Regions from separate parts of the Homo sapiens genome. Here region 1 is linked to region 2. The links are chromatin loops, found by intact Hi-C in ENCODE. Cell type or tissue: thyroid gland. All regions are shown on one strand. Each heading gives the region's core, and the rest is flanking DNA. Links, peaks and the distances in the headings are about the cores only.

The links. A loop is a pair of places that touch in the nucleus more often than their neighbours do. Peaks named below come from ENCODE experiments on the same cell type or tissue, not always from the same donor. Only the 100,000 strongest peaks of a DNase experiment are listed, where the experiment ranks them.
Region 1: a loop joins it to region 2, with 5 times the contacts of the local background. A loop is called at or near these places in 1 of 110 quality-filtered maps.

The regions. Positions count from the first base shown.
Region 1 is chr15:37,815,716-37,823,663 of GRCh38, reverse strand. No RefSeq gene overlaps it. Among named protein-coding and RNA genes, the nearest start is that of TMCO5A, 110 kb to the left of the region's middle. In thyroid gland, for the core only: no CTCF peak of the experiment used is centred there; a DNase peak (open chromatin) is centred at 4,293; H3K27ac peaks cover 2,866 bases.
Region 2 is chr15:37,769,001-37,776,948 of GRCh38, reverse strand. No RefSeq gene overlaps it. Among named protein-coding and RNA genes, the nearest start is that of TMCO5A, 160 kb to the left of the region's middle. In thyroid gland, for the core only: no CTCF peak of the experiment used is centred there; no DNase peak of the experiment used is centred there.

The DNA.
Region 1 (7,948 bases), core at 2,577-6,576, 47 kb before region 2:
CCTTACATTAGGGATAAGGATTTAACATTTGAATTTGGCTGGTGGCGGGGGGGCGCAAATATTCAGACTATATCAGAATGGAAAGAGCATTTCCAGTCACTGCTCACCTGAAAAAATCCGCTGTGTCACAGGCTGTCTCAGGTTCCTGGCCAGAATGAAGGTTCTGTTCATTATCCAAGTTGGTCAGTTCAGAAATCACAATTTGCTGGCTTTTTATATAGCTGAGAATGCCATTACCATTGAATCCATAATGATACCTGCTTGTGAACAGGCAATTTTTCCTGGAATTGGCACCATCAAGCTGAACTCATGAAACTGAAAATATATTGCACATGGAAACTCTTCTCCACTTAAAAAATATCCTGGGAATTTGATGGAATAAACCTGGCTGAAAGAAGAAGTCAAGTCACATTAGTACCAGGCTTTCTTTATAGACTATACAAGAATAAATGGGAAGAAATGTCCTCTCAAAAACTTGTAGTAGTGTAATATTGTGGTATAAGATGGATCTGAAGAAAAAGGCAACAATGTCAGCTCACCAACTTCCAGGGCTTTCCCTTTGTTTTCCAAAGATGCCTTAGGAAGGGGAATGGTACAGAGACTCATGGACATCTACTGAGAGCAAGGCTTTAGGAGAATTGTCTCCCTTAAGCTCATGAAAATTATAAATTTAGTACCGTGATTTCTATGATAGTGTTTTGGAGCTTACAGAGGTAAACAGGACCAAGGTACCAGAATTCGAGCTCAGGTCTCTCTGACACCAAAATCCACCATACCATGGTGCTTCTGATGTAAGGTGTAAAAAAGACAATAGCCACCTCTCCCAGTCTGCCTCCTTCCAACCTCCCACACAATTGATTACGATGGAATCAAACATTGTCAGCTGAGAGCTATAATAAGGTCAGAGTTACTTGTTGTAATTTATTTTGACTGAAATATGTACATATCTAGATATAGTTGGAAGGTATATGTGATTGCCAGAGTATATAAAGATCAACTTAGACTACCTAATGATTATGAATGGAGCACATACCCAAAGCTATGTGTGATGATATATTTTAGTGGATTAAATATATTAAAAGTTCTCTTTCTCTTCTTGGCCATCTTACTTGATTGTCTTTCTGCCTAGGGTTTCACACAGCAGTGATTCACCATAAGCCAGGCCAGATGCTTTGTCCATTGTTGGCCTCTTAAGGTGTTGTAAAAGTTAAGTTAGGTTATAGTTGTAAAATAGAGTACATGATTTAGGAAAAACATACCTGTATGGAATATCTTTAAAAGGCTAAGTGTGGTAGCACATGTAATTCTGACATTGTATCTTTTCTCTAGGCCAGGGGTTAGCAAATTATAGCCCAGGGGCCACATTTCACCTTCTGTCTCTTTTTTGTATGGCCTGCAAACTAAGAATGATTTCCAACCATTTTTAAGTGGTTGGATTAAAAAAATAAAATGATATTTTGTGAAACATGGAAATTCCATGAAATTCAAATTTCATGGTCCGTAAATAAAGTTTTATTGAAACAGCCACATTCATTTGTTTGTGTATGATCTATGGCAGCAGAGTTGTTGTTGCAACAGAGACCATAAGATTCTCAAGACCTAAAATATTTATTATCTGTCCTTTTGCAGAAAACTTAACCCACCTCTGGTCTAGGCAGTAAAGAAGTACTTATTTGAAAGTACGTGGCAACGCATATGAAATCGGCACACTGGATAGTGAAGCTCAAGTGTTGGGTGTATGAAAGGAATCACTCTTCAGATGGGTACCCAAAAGTGTGGGAGGGGAAGCATCTGAAAAGAGAAAGTGTGTAAGAATTAAAGAGGCATCCTGTGTCCATACAGCCTGGGAACAGAAAAGAAGGGAAATGCAGCTTACGTATGGATGTGTAGTCTTGATATACACAACATAAAACATAGATTGATTTTCACTGCTGTTGTCCTGCCATATTGTTTGGTGTCTGAAAACAATAAAATACCTGTACATTTGCTTGGAAGCATCCTTTCATTTCTCCCTTGATGTTCATTAGACTTACATGCTTGAGAAAATTCCAAATCAACCTCTCTTTCATAGTTACTTTTTTTTTGTAATAGCCTCTGTACCAGCTAAGCTCTCCAGTGTTGAGGGGAAGGACTTGACTTCCAGACCCTGGCAGCCCTGCTCTTCTCTGCCTCCTTGAAGAAACGGGCTCAGATGGAAAGACGTCTGGTCAAGAGCCCGTTATCGGGGATATTACCCGTTCTATGAGTGGCACTTCCCACCCACCCATCATTATCGAAATACACTTGGCTGCTAATTTCCTGGAAGATTCAAATGCTCCTACTTCAAGGTCATCTCAAAGGAGAGTTTAAAGAGCATCTCTCTACCCCTCCCTTCCCTTGTAAAATATGTATATTTACAAGAGCATGCATAAATGGTCACCAGGGAAGATAAGCTATCAGAGAGTTGGGAGATCTCTTTCCTCATACAGTTCACATATCACTGAAGCAGATAAAATTGGTTTCGTACCTAGCCTCCGAATACACTGTTAAGGACTCTGTCCTGAAAATTGATCTATACCACTACGATAAAATTCAGAACATCTCTTTCATAAATATCTAACGGTGGCGTCAATGGCTGCTGCTCCTGCCTGGCTCCCAGGGACTGCGCTCTGGCAGGCAGAGAGCGGCCTTTAGCTCATGGCCTGTGTTTGCACTGTGACTGTCGTCAGAGGCTGCCTCAAAACTTAATTAAAGCATTAGGTTGAGTGCAGTACGATGTAAGCCTCAGTTTACAGTTATTAAAGTCAGTTGCCTGACTGCCCATGGAATGTTAGATTAAATCTCTGTTTAATTTTAATAATAATAATAATGATGGCATCCGGGATCCACCACTTGTCATTTTCCAAATGCTGTGTGCAGTTTTTTTCATGCCTGCTTCCTGTGGCCCTGAGTGCTGCATGTGTTACTGTCAGGCTTTGTAACTCACTAAAAGCCGACAGGACTGCAGGATTTCTTTGTTCTGTCTTATAGTACTAATGTCATTTGAAAAGTCAATGCATCCATGTATCTAGAGTTAGACATAAAGACCTCAGTTGGAAGCCATATGTGTACCATATGGGGCATCTGTGAAAAACAGAGGTAAAATAGTAGATAAAAATTAAGCAAGCATAAGGTCAGCTCTTACATGGTAACTCTAATTGGCTATTAGACAAAATTTGATTGGACAAATATGGAAAGATTGTATTCATTCCAATGTAGAAAAAATGTGAACCAGTCTTTACGTGGTGATATATAACCTTGGGATTGAATCAGAAGCCTGGCACATAGTAGGTATTTAATAGATGCTTACTAAATAGTGGAATGAGGGATAGTGAGCAACAACCTTGGAGCCAGAAGATGTAGTAATGAGACTCTGCTTTTGTCATTCACAGTATCTGTCAGCTAAAGCAAGGAACGCAACCTCAGTTTAATTTACACTAAGGAAAGACTAGGTTTCTTCCTCTCTAAAGTAGAGAAATGCCTGCTTCCCAAGACTTCTGTATGGGCTGAGTTGAATAATTAATGTGAAGTACTTTGCAAACTTATGTAAGTTATGTGATGTATTATTTTCTTTACTAAAATTGCTACCTATGGATTGATGACTTAAACAGGTGCCGAGAAGGATCCAGATACTGCAAGACAAAAGATAGTTTATTATGAATTAAAAATTGCATATTTGAAAGAAACACACCATGTAAATTAAAGCCATATGTATAAATGATATAATGATTTTGGTGACATAAAAAAAAAGAGTCAGAATCATAAGATCTAAAACCTAGGACCGGTTTTGCTACTCTTATAAGTATGTGATTTTTGGCAAGTTCCTCTCCTTGCTTTCTTTAATCAGGAGACAGGACTGAGTGATTTTGAAGTCTTTTCCAGTTCTGTGATTCAGTGATGCAGATCCTAGCAGACTCAAGAGCATGTCAAGTTCTTCATTCTTAAATTCATATGTATGTGTTTCTGTACACCTCAAATTTTATTTTGTTCCTGCATGAAAATATTAACTCTCCCCTTAAAGGAGTCCCAAGAGTCTCTGAGTGAGATTGGAAGAGAAGGGACATTAGCAAAGTACAAATCAAGTTACTGGGTTTTGTGTGGCCCATCATTTTGTAGAATTGAATTTTTATACACAACTAGAGGTTTCTAAGTGAGCTTTCTGAGATACTTCCTTTAGCTCCCTCCCTTTCTCTCTATCTTTAGCTGACTCACAGAAGACAAGTGGTATCTGGTGCTGGGAGCTTCTGGTATGCAGGGATATTGCCAGTGATTCTCTCTGGGCTCTTTATTCTGGTTGAGCCATGGATGGAAAGCTCTGGTGGTCACAGCTCATAGAGACTGTATTTACCCTTCAATGGTGAATGATTTCTGAAGAGCCAATGGAGGCTGAAATTCTGATTTAAGCAAATAGCAGTCAACTAAGTATTTTCTGGAGGAAAACGACTGAAGTCTCTAATGTTGGGGTCAGGGGTGGGGGTGTTGTGTGATGTCAGCAAACCTATCACTGCTATTCTTCTCACTCGTGCCATAGATGTGAGTTTCTAAAACCTTGAATTTGCATTTTGAAATTAAATTATTCTGTTGTGTAAATTTCTTAGATGGCCTCCTTACTTGCTAAGTGACTGGTGGTTTATTGTACAAATTTAGAAAAATGCTACTTATCTCTAAAAAACTGTATTTCTAAAAACTCCCATGATGAGGGCTCTCCTGTTTTTTTACTACTACTATTACTACTACTACTACTACTAGTATTATTTACATAAAATGATTTCGCGATCATATACAAATTCATCTTAACACCATCCCATTTTTGCTTATTGGGCCTCTTTCTGCAAAGCAATTTGAATCCTTTGGCTCTTTCCTGAGGAGGGTTAAAAGTGAAATAAACAATTATGCACCAGGGAGGGAAAACATAAAGACCAAAATAAAACATAACTATCATATCTCATTTAGGGTTCTCTCTGAAGTCTCTTTTATCTAGAATTCACTTATGCTAACCCGAGGCCTGTGGTCTTATTTAATATCAGTCTGTAATAAAGAGCCCTTCAGCTAAATATGGTCGTATTCCACTATTAACTGCAGCTCTTGAAGCAGTCATCGAGGGAAGGAGAGTCGGAACCCTTCAATGTCAAGACGTTTAGAGGCACTCTAGCATCAATCAAGATGCACGTTCGCTAAGTGCCTGCTTTCATTTACATGAAATATTCATACAGCATTCCGTTTTGCTTTTCTCTCTCCTAATCATCACTTTTCGGAAGAAGCTACAATCATCTCAGTTAGGGGAGGGTGTTATGGGACGTGCTGTACCTTTCAAAGTCAGGCTTCCTGCAGATAGCTAGTTCTGTAATGAGGCAGCAGACTGCATAGACCGCCAAAGGTCTCCCTCACAGAGGCTGGCCTTGTTATCATGTACTATTCATCTTCAAGTATACAACTTAGTGCAAATGAAAGTAATTAATTAACCATAACAAACCTGTCAAAAAGCTATTTAGGATTTTGACAGAAAAAAAAATTTAACATTTGCTTTAAGTGGAAAACAAAAATCCTAGCTCAGAAAATTCAGAAGCAATTCTATTTATGCAAGCTTTTCCATTATTGCTCCCCCTTAATTACATAAGTAGCATTTAAATTAATTTTCAGTCCTTTTGATTTATATTAATTGTATGATGCTTTTAAAGTTGACACAAGTTTTTTTTTTTTTTTTTTTTAAGATAGCACTTGGGTGAGAAAATTTGTCCCTATATAAATAATTTCAAAAAGTAGATATGGTATACTTTTGGTTATCTAAATTGTGATTAAGAGTACATGGTAACTGGGGAGTACCTTCTCTCCCTTCATTTCTTCCTTCTTTTCTCCCTGCCTCATTCCCTGCCTCCTTTCCTCCTTTGTTCTCCCCTTTCCTCCTTCCAAAATAGCAATTTAATTGTGTATTACTGGAAATTTTTCCTTAAATATTAAACATGTTTTAAACATTCACCTATGTTGTAGCATGTGTCAACAGCTGGCTCCTTTTCATTGCAGAATAGTTTTCCATTGTATGGCTACACCAAATTTTGGTTATTCATTCACCAGTAGACGGATGGCTATTATAAATAATGGTGCTGTCCAAATTCTTTTGAATAACATTATAGTAGCAAATCTTTACCAGTTGAAGATAGCTTTGGTTTCAGCGAGCAGAATAAAGTTACTTGAAGCCCAATTGATAAGTCAAATAAATAGAGGGAAAGTGTTGATTGCTATTAAAAGTAAAGTATCATTATAGAAAAGAGTTATGTGATTTGTCAATTGTATAAGGAATTTCTAAAGAGCAGTTGTCATTTTTAAAATTTTTAATTTTCAATTGTGAGTACATAAGAGTTGTAGATATTTATTAGGTGTATGTGATGTTTTGATACAGGCATATAGTATGTGATAATCAAATCAGAGCAACTGAGGTTTCTATCATCTCAAGTCTTTATCATTTCTTCGTGTTATGAATATTCCAATTTCACTCTGTTATTTTAAAGTATACAATAAATTATTGTTAACTATAGTCATTGTATTGTGCCTCCAAATACTAGATGTTATTCATTGTATCTAACTGGTATTTTTGTACCCATTACCCATCTCCACTTTATCCCCTCACCCCACTTTGTTACTCTTTCCAGCCTCTGGAAAGCATATTCCAGTCTTTAACACCATGAGTTAATTTTTTTTTTTTTTTTTTTTTTTTAGCTGCCACGTACAAGTGAGAACATGGGATATTTATCTTTCTGTGCCTGGCTTATTTGATTTAACATAATGTCCTCCAGTCTCATCCATGTCATTGCTAATGACAGGATTTCTTCCTTTTTTTTTTTTTTTTTTTTTTGAAACAGAGCTTCCCTCTGTCATATAGGCTGGAGTGCAGTGGCATGATCTTGGCTCACTGAAACCTCCACTCCCAGGTTCAAGTGATTCTCCTGCCTCTGCCTCTGGAGTAGCTGGGATTACAGGCATGCACCACCACACCTGGCTAATTTTTGTATTTTTAGTAGAGATGGGGTTTCACCATGCTGGCCAGGCTGGTCTCAAACTCTTGGCCTCAAGTGATCCACCCGCCTTTGCCTCCCAAAGTGTTGGAATCACAGGCGTGAGCCACTGTGTCCATATCCACATTGTGGAATTTCCACTGTGGATATGAACCACCTTTACTTTATGCCTTCAGCCATTCATGGATACTAAGGTTGCTTCCGTATATTGACTATTATAAATAGAGCTGCAGTAAATGTGGGAGTACAGATATCTTTTTGATATACTGATTTTCTTTTTTATGGTTATATACTCAGCAGTGGGATTGCTGCATCATATGGTAGCTCTATTTTTAGTTTTTTGAGAAATCTTCATACTGTTTTAATATACCTGTTGGCCATTTGTATGTCAAAAGACAGTTATCAATTTTGAGTAATGTCAGCATCTTTATCATGTAATTATTCTCCCCATGGATAAGATCTATATTAATTTAAAAAATGAAACTGATTGCTATTTAGTCATACCCCTAAGTATGTATTTCATTTTTTCAAGTTCCATTTCAGAAAGCAGTTTAATTAGTCTATACTTATCCTTGAATAATAACTGTGACAGATACCAAGTAAAACAAAGTTCTTGGTGGGGGGCAGTAGCTGAAGAACTACGTATGAAGAATGCTTAGTTTTCAAATTTAAAAATAAAAAATCAACATCAGTAAATATAATTAAAGCAATTAGATTATAAATACATCGATAGTGCCATCATTGCCTTTTAGGTGCATTGCTACCATAGAATAATTGTAGATTTGAAATAACAAACATCCTTTATTTACTCTTTTGCTATGTGTTCCTATGTAGCTATCTCATGCATTGTCTGTATCTAATGTAGAATATATATGTGGGTCTATATTTGACTATTTCATTAACGTAATCACATGCAATTA
Region 2 (7,948 bases), core at 2,561-6,560:
TCAAAGATATACTGAGCAAATAAAATAATTTAGAAAATGTACCCTCTTTTTCTCTTTTATGGAAGAGTTAGTCTAAGATTAAAATTGTTTATTTACTGAATATTTTGCAGAGAATTTATATAAAATAATCTAAGCCTAGTGTTTTCTTTTGAGAAAATGTTTCAATTTCTTTAGTCGCTTATGTCATTGACAGTTTCTATTTCTTCTAGAGTCAGTTTTTTGAAGTATATTTTTTGTAGGCATATGTTCATGTTTAATTTTTCAAATTTAATGATATATACTAGTTTATAGTTTTCTATTATTTATTTTATGTCTATTGACTCTAATTATGCATTCTTATTGATTACCTCTGCTCCTTTTTTTATAATCTCTCTTGCTAATGGTTCATTAATCTTATTTGTTTTTCAAAAAGCCGGTGTTTGGATTCTTTGATCTTCTCTACTGTATCTTTATTTTTTCTTTCATGAATTTCTGCCCTTATTTAAAATTATTTCAAAGTCAAGTTATTAGATGCATAAATGTTTAAAACTTTAGTAACTTCTTGGCAAAGGGACTATTATATTATTATATAATGATTCTCTTCATTACTAGCAAAGCTATTACCTTTAAATTTATTTCATTTTATATTATAATAGAGCTGCACAATTACTACTTTTCTATTGTTTACCTTTCAATATTTCTATGTCTTCATGTTTCAATCATCTCTTTTATAAGTTTTTAAACCATAATTTGAATATCTTATTCTTTTAACTAAATAACATAGTTTACATATATTTATTGTGATTATTGATATGGATTAATTTTTACCATCTTATTTCTATGATTTTCTTTGCTATATGATTTTGGACTGAGTTATTTTCTCATTTTTTAAAAATATAAGCTAGGTCTTTATACTTTTACCTCACTCAGTCACCAGAGATGGGTTCTTCTGGGAAGGGCATGACCTTGGGTGAGGTGGCTCTCTGTAATTGAGGTGCATTCTGAAGGCCGTTGACTGGCTACACTTTCTGTAGTTTGATAGCACATCCTACCTTCAAGGGGGATCTGGGGAGTGTATTTCTGTGTCTACTACATTGTGAAACAAATGTGGGAGTTTTGAGATAACCCATAGGAAGTTTGTATATGTTAAAAGAGAAGAGGATTAAAGATCAGACCCCTGGCATTTGCGGGGTAACTCATGAAAAATAATACGATATTTGAGAAGGAAAGGCCAGAAGAAAGAAGGTCCTTTTCTTGAGGTTTTATAATAAAAATAAATGTTCGAAAATGACAAAACCTACATTATAAAATGGAAACTGCATTACATTCAGCATAATGTTAACTTAATCATGAATGCAGATATATAAATCATAAATGCTCTACATAATAGTTCTCTATCAACCACTAATTCTGCTTCTTTAAGAATCAGTAAAATGCTTAACCAACTAGGCATAAATAAAATGTCTCCATTCTGCTATTTATTTCTGTTTTTATTGTCCTGAATTTGTTCTCTGTATATAACTTTATTTTTTTCTACATTGTTTTGCAAAAATGGTTATTGCCTTGAATCATGGATTTTAATACTAATTAAGATATTTCTCAATATTTTAGTTGAAAAAATTATCAAAGTTCAGACTTTATTAGCTATAAAGTCTAAACTAACTGCATTTCCAAAGTTTTGCTTCCTTATAATACATTCCTCAAAATTCCACCCATCAATTTATTATTGCCCTGAAGATTACTTTGATCTATATTTGTGAGTTTCTTGAACTCTGTCCTCTGTCTGTGATCTGATATCCAGCGCTCTATGTCTGTTGTCTTTTTCTGTTGACCTGCAGTGCCTTGTTCTAGCTTTTGATTGGAAGGCCAACATACTGAATAAATCTGTGCTGAAAAGTAATTTCCCAAACTAAAGATTTTCTGCTACTTCCTGTTTAACAGTATTAAATAACTTCCACGGCCACAGACATATGGAGTTTCATAATTCTATTTCAAATCCACTATCATTCAAGCTACATAAGACCTATGGAGCAGATGTTTTGCCAATTCTTTGATTAAGTTTATGGTCTTATTCTAGAGAAGAACCCTTGAAATTTAAAATAACTGCCAAGATTTTGAGGGAAGTGGCCTCCAATCTTTCTTTGTTCTCTTTTTTTCTTTTTCTTTTTTTTTTTTTTTTTCGAGAAGGAGTCTTGCTCTGTCACCCAGGCTGGAGTGCAGTGGCGTGATCTCGGCTCACTGCAAGCTCCACCTCCCGGGTTCACCCCATTCTCCTGCCTCAGCCTTCTGAGTAGTTGGGACTTCAGGCACCTGCCACCATGCCTGGCTAAGTTTTTGTATTTTTAGTAGAGACGGGGTTTCACCATGTTAGCCAGGATGGTCTCGATGTCCTGACCTCGTGATCTGCCCACCTTGGCCTCCCAAAGTGCTGGGATTACAGGCATGATCCACTGCCAGTCTTTCTTTGTTCTTATCCCTGCTATGGCTTATTTCACATGCATTTAGTCAGATGAACCCAGGAAGGCTTGTCACGACTATTTTACCATAGATTAGTGCCAGGTGCAAAGATTTATGGACTGGAAACGAGCAAGCCTGCCCACCACTGTGGGTGCTGAAAGACTGACCTAATCAAATCTTCTGTCTTAGGAAGTTTGGGAGCCACAGATGTATAAGAACATGTGTGTAAATATTGTTGATCATTGTCAAGCAGTGTCTCCACTGCCCCAAAGTTGCCTACTCTAGGTACAGACCTTCAATTAAATGTTAGGAGAGTGCAAGGACCTCGAGATTTAGAGAAAAAATGACAAACGAGTAGATTCTAATGCCAATTCTGTTAATTACTTGTTGTGGGTTTGAGGAGCAGAAATAGCATGAATAAAAAATTCATTGTTCAATAATTATGTGTCTATAATCAATAGTAGCTATACCTTATAAAGCTGCTGAAGTCTATTTTTCAATTTGTAAAAGATTGTTGTGTTATAATGATTATGATGTGTGAAAATAACGTAACTTCCCTGATTCTCTTCATATGTACAGGTAGATAGACAATATTGTTTGGCTTTTCTAACATTTGATTGATGGTCCATAATCACAGGTGACATTCCTGGGTACTTAATCCTTTCAAACTCATCTCTTTCTCATTCTTCTTATCCTTTTCTTCCCAATCACTTTCTTTCATTATATTCTCAATCACTTCTTTTTATTGTATTTTCCAACTTCTCACTTTTCTCTTTCTTTAGAATTTCTCCTTTTGCCTTTGCTTTTGGTCTACTAGTAACACACTAAGACATGTGGTGACACTCCAGTCTAAGATAGACCATGACTCATGGACTACAAGGCATTTTGAGTTTCTTACCAAAAATCACAGTAAAAGTGATTATCATAGAAAAAGAATTTTAAAAATTTAATTTGCATTGATAGAAACAGCAAAAGACAAGAACTTAAGCCAGCTTTGCCTTTGATTTTTTGTTGTATTTTCCCTATAGTGCATATTTGGAGGTCACACTGGGTAGAGAGGACCTGCAAAATACAGTTAAAAATTCCATTACACAGGTTGGAAAAAATAAATGAGGACACTTGAGTTGTTTTCCGATAGAATTTCACACACTTTTATCATATCACTTTCATCCTAGGCCGCAAACCTTCCTCTGGCACTAAGAGAGGATGTGGGTTGCTTGGAATCTGCTCCAGACTGTCACTTCACTTAGCTGCCACAGAAAGACATTCCTTCTTAGTCATAACAGATCCATAGGGTCATATTTTTAGTTCATATCTCCTTCAATGAACGCATGTACTTGCTACTACTAGCAATACTGCATTAGCATCCTGAGAAGGATAGACGTAGGGTGGGGCTTTCCTTTGTCAAATTTGAAAGTCCAAAAATGATGTTTCCAGAAACTTTGGTAAAACTTGGCCTTCATAGAATTTGTAACAATTATATTATAAGACAGTAATAAAAAGTCATGTCAATAAGTTCAGTCTGTGTTCTCAGAATGCCTGCGGTAAGCAGTCATAATTCTGTGGTTGGCAAATGTAATGCTACCATGCAGTTATTAAAATCCTTCTCAATAAATTTTATTTCCACAGGAAAATGTGTTAAAAAGATACCTAGGTTGTACGTGATGATGGTTTGTGAAGATAAACTTTGTATCCCTCGCTTGTAACAACAGGTGCTAGTTCTTTATCATTCTTGGGTGGTTATATCGCTTGACTGGAATAGAATTTGGGAGATTGATTCATATTCTACATTGGTAGTTTCTTTATTGCCTCATCTGGGAAAGTAATTATTTCTCTCTAATACTTATTTCTATTAGTTTTAAAGGATAGAGAAAAGTAGAGAAAAAGAGTAGACAGGTAGGACCCTAAGGCAGTTTCATCAAAGGCAGTTCAGCATTGATTTTATTTTTTTCAGAGATGGGTTTGTTTCTGTTTTTTATGTTAGTGTTTAGCATCAGTTTTTATTTGAATAAAAAATTAGAGCAGCTAAGGAGCTTAAAAACTGTGTCTTAGGGCACTTTTAGAAACACTCCATGTTTTATTTTCATTAGGCAAGAAATAATGATAATGGTATTTACATCCTTACCTCCATAACACTCACTGTCCCAACTCCTACTTTCTTCCCAGATGCCATCATTGTTGTGGAAGTATAATTAGATCAAATGTATGAAATGCCTTCTGCTTTGAGAGAAAGACCCTCTGAAAATACAAGTTGTCATTATCCTTGTCTCCCAGAGACACATTCAACCACAGATGTCTCCATCCTAACTCAGGGCCTATCAATCTGTGATATTTAAACTTTAGAAAACAGTTGGAGTTATCTGATGTCTTCTAAAGAACCACAGAGCTACAGATCTTAGTGGGAGATTGAGCAGCAGGATAATACACCCAGGACACCAAATATGTATCCTTTATTTTCTTTATTCCTTCTCCACTTCATTTTTTTCCAGTCACTCTCCTCTCTCTTCTTACCTATACTCCCAACCCCCTCTCCACATGGTCCTAAGGCCTTAAGATTTTCTTTAAATTTTATTAAAAGGAGCATTTTTATTAACGAAAAGTATCTTTATTAAAAGGGGTACTGATAGATCATTGTCATCACTTCAGTTTTCTCCCTCATTTAGAAGTTGGCATGAAGGGTTTGATGTACTGAACAGTATCATCTGCTCTAATGATCTGTAGACTGGAACAGCAGCTCAAAGGCTTCAGCCTTTCTGCCTCACACTGTGCAAGGGGAAACGGCTGGTGCTCATGTTTTATTGGAAGGATGGGAACAAAGGAAGTTAAGAGGACTACAGAGGGGCCATGTGAGTCATAACAAGCCTTGTGAAATCGTTTCAACTCCTTTCCTCAACCTTAGCTGTTGTGACAAATGTGTCAAAGCTTTAGACAGGGAATACTGGATGTTGATGGAGCCTGGGTAGATGTAGCACAGGATTGTGCCTCCAAGTCAAGGTACTGAAGCCAGAAATAGAGAAAAGAAAACTCTTTGCAGAAGAATATTGACATTTACTCTTACACTAGCTAAGCATTCTTAATTTAAGAAAAAATTCATTTCCGGTCTAGAAATCCACTTTGTCACAATCCTTGTGACTGCTTTATATTTGTATTGATGCCATTACAATCTGTTGACCTGAGATTGAAATCTATAAAACAACCAAATACTTAGAAGAAACGTATTCATCTCAAGGTGTGCAAGTAGCTTGCTCCCACATGTGAAGGGGTGTTCTTGCCTTCCCTGGGCCAGCTGTCATCAATCTGAGATTTCATTTAGATTTTCTGTGAACAAGTATGTTGGGTAAGTTGTGACTTCTCTGCAAAGAAACCAGATATGCATTAAAGCCCGCATGGCTTCCCTCTGGGACATATATCTGGGGCTGAGCTCGAAGCGATGATGACAAAAGTGCCCCAAGTAAGGTGCCAGTGTTTCTGTCACCTACTCTATGGGGACTTTAAGTTTATAAGTCCTTGAATTTTTCCATGACTATCTAGGAGCATAGGAGAAGTTAATATTGAATTCTTCAGATTGCACCTTATTTTCTGTTCATTTCCCTCCACATCAGCAGGGACAGCCAATGAAAGGACACTAGTAACCTTTCCCAGAGGAAGCGAAGGCCACCACATGTCTAAAAACTGAACCTGAAGTTTCTTTGCTTTGCACTCTGTTGTATTTCTTAGTTGTGATTCAGCTTTAAGTGGGAGTTAAGGAAGAAATTTGCTTCTAAGGCAAGTAGCTGGATTTTCACTGGCTATAAAAGGTTGCATGTCAGAGCTTTGTTTTTGGATTTGAGAGGCTGCCTTATCACCAGAAAATGAAGATGTAGAAACTCAAAAGAACTGCATTCTTATTTTCCATTCTTCTACACACCCTAGTAGAAATTTTTACTTACTTTATTATGCTTTAAAATCTGCATCTGCAAAATGGGGATAAATAACCTTTATTGACCTCTTAAAAACACTGTAAGGCAGGTAGTTAATGCCTTTAAAGTCTAAGGTAAGTAGCTGTTCAATCAAGAGGGTTTTATTATTATTATTATTATTATTATTATTATAATACCAATCACAGAGTGAGGTCACACCAAATAATTGTTTTCTTTTGTGTCTAATGATACATTCTTAAAGCTGTTAGGGAGCCACTTTCATCACAGAGTTAACTGGAGTCCTGTTGATTACTCTTTGAAATTGAATGCGAAAAGATTGCTAATGTCCAGTGGAGAAACAGGTACTCTTAGACGCTGTTGGTGGGAGTGTAAATTGGAGCAGTCTTTTGGAAGGCAATTTGGTAAATTCTATCAAAATTTAAAGTGTTCAAACTCCTTTAACCAAGCAATTTCACTGGTGGGTTGTAGTCTTAGAGAAAAACTTTCACATGTGCTAAAAGTAGCAAGTACAAGGATGGGGCAGGAATTTGAGCCTTTCTTTTTTAGATAGTAAAAAGCATTAGAAATTCTTACATGTTTGCCAAGGCACAACTGGAAAAACTTAAGTGACAGTACATGCATACTGTGATATTCTATGCAGCAGTTAAAAAGAATGAAGATCTGTTTGTACTGATGGGAATATACTTAGATGTATATCTAAGTGAAAAAAAACATGTTCCCATTTATGTTACAAAAGATATATTTTTATGTGTGTATCTATTTGGAGAGTTTAGGAATATATATATACCAAATTGATGACCTCTGAGAAGGAGAATAGAAAGAGTGAGCAAAGGGAAGTGTGATTTTACTTCTACTCTATGGTTCCATATCCTTTGGGTTGTTTAAAATACAGAGAAGAAGTTAGGTGTTTTTTATTAAAATAATTAATAGATTGCAGAGCCACTTCTATTTCCCAATTGAAAATTGTCAAGACAGTTCTATAGTCTATTTCTGTTGTAGGAACCGTCAGGATTGATGGAACAAGAGGTAAAATTGTCAGGGAAAAGTCAAGGCTTAGATGTATTGTCTCCATTGGCTTCAGTTTCCCTAACCCCCTTTTCTCCATTTTGTTATAAGACACTAGAGGGTGCAGGAATAAGAAAAAGAAAAATAGGAATGGTATTTTTGAAAGTATATTTCACAGAACACTTACCTTAGGCTTGAATGGGGATTCTTTTATTCAAAGCAAAATCTACAGGACTCCATTTCTCCATTTCTCTTTCCTGGAAAAACCCAATTTCCCTGTAATGCAGCTTGCCTGGAATTGGCTGTAATCTCAGCTTCACAAATGGGCCCTGACTGACCTAAGCCCATCCACTCTACCATAATTTGTTGAGGTGTAAACAAACCGAAAACAATCAGCACTTCACATTTCTATGGCCATAGTGAATGATACAAGGTGGGCATACGGCTTAATCAGAAGAGGCTAACAATTTTATTCAATGTTTGGAGGAAAGGAAGCTTTCTCTTCTGTTTGGAGATAAGCAGGTACTACCTGGAGAGACTACTATAATATAAGGGAGCTGCCTGGGGATGAAGCTGACATAAGGAGG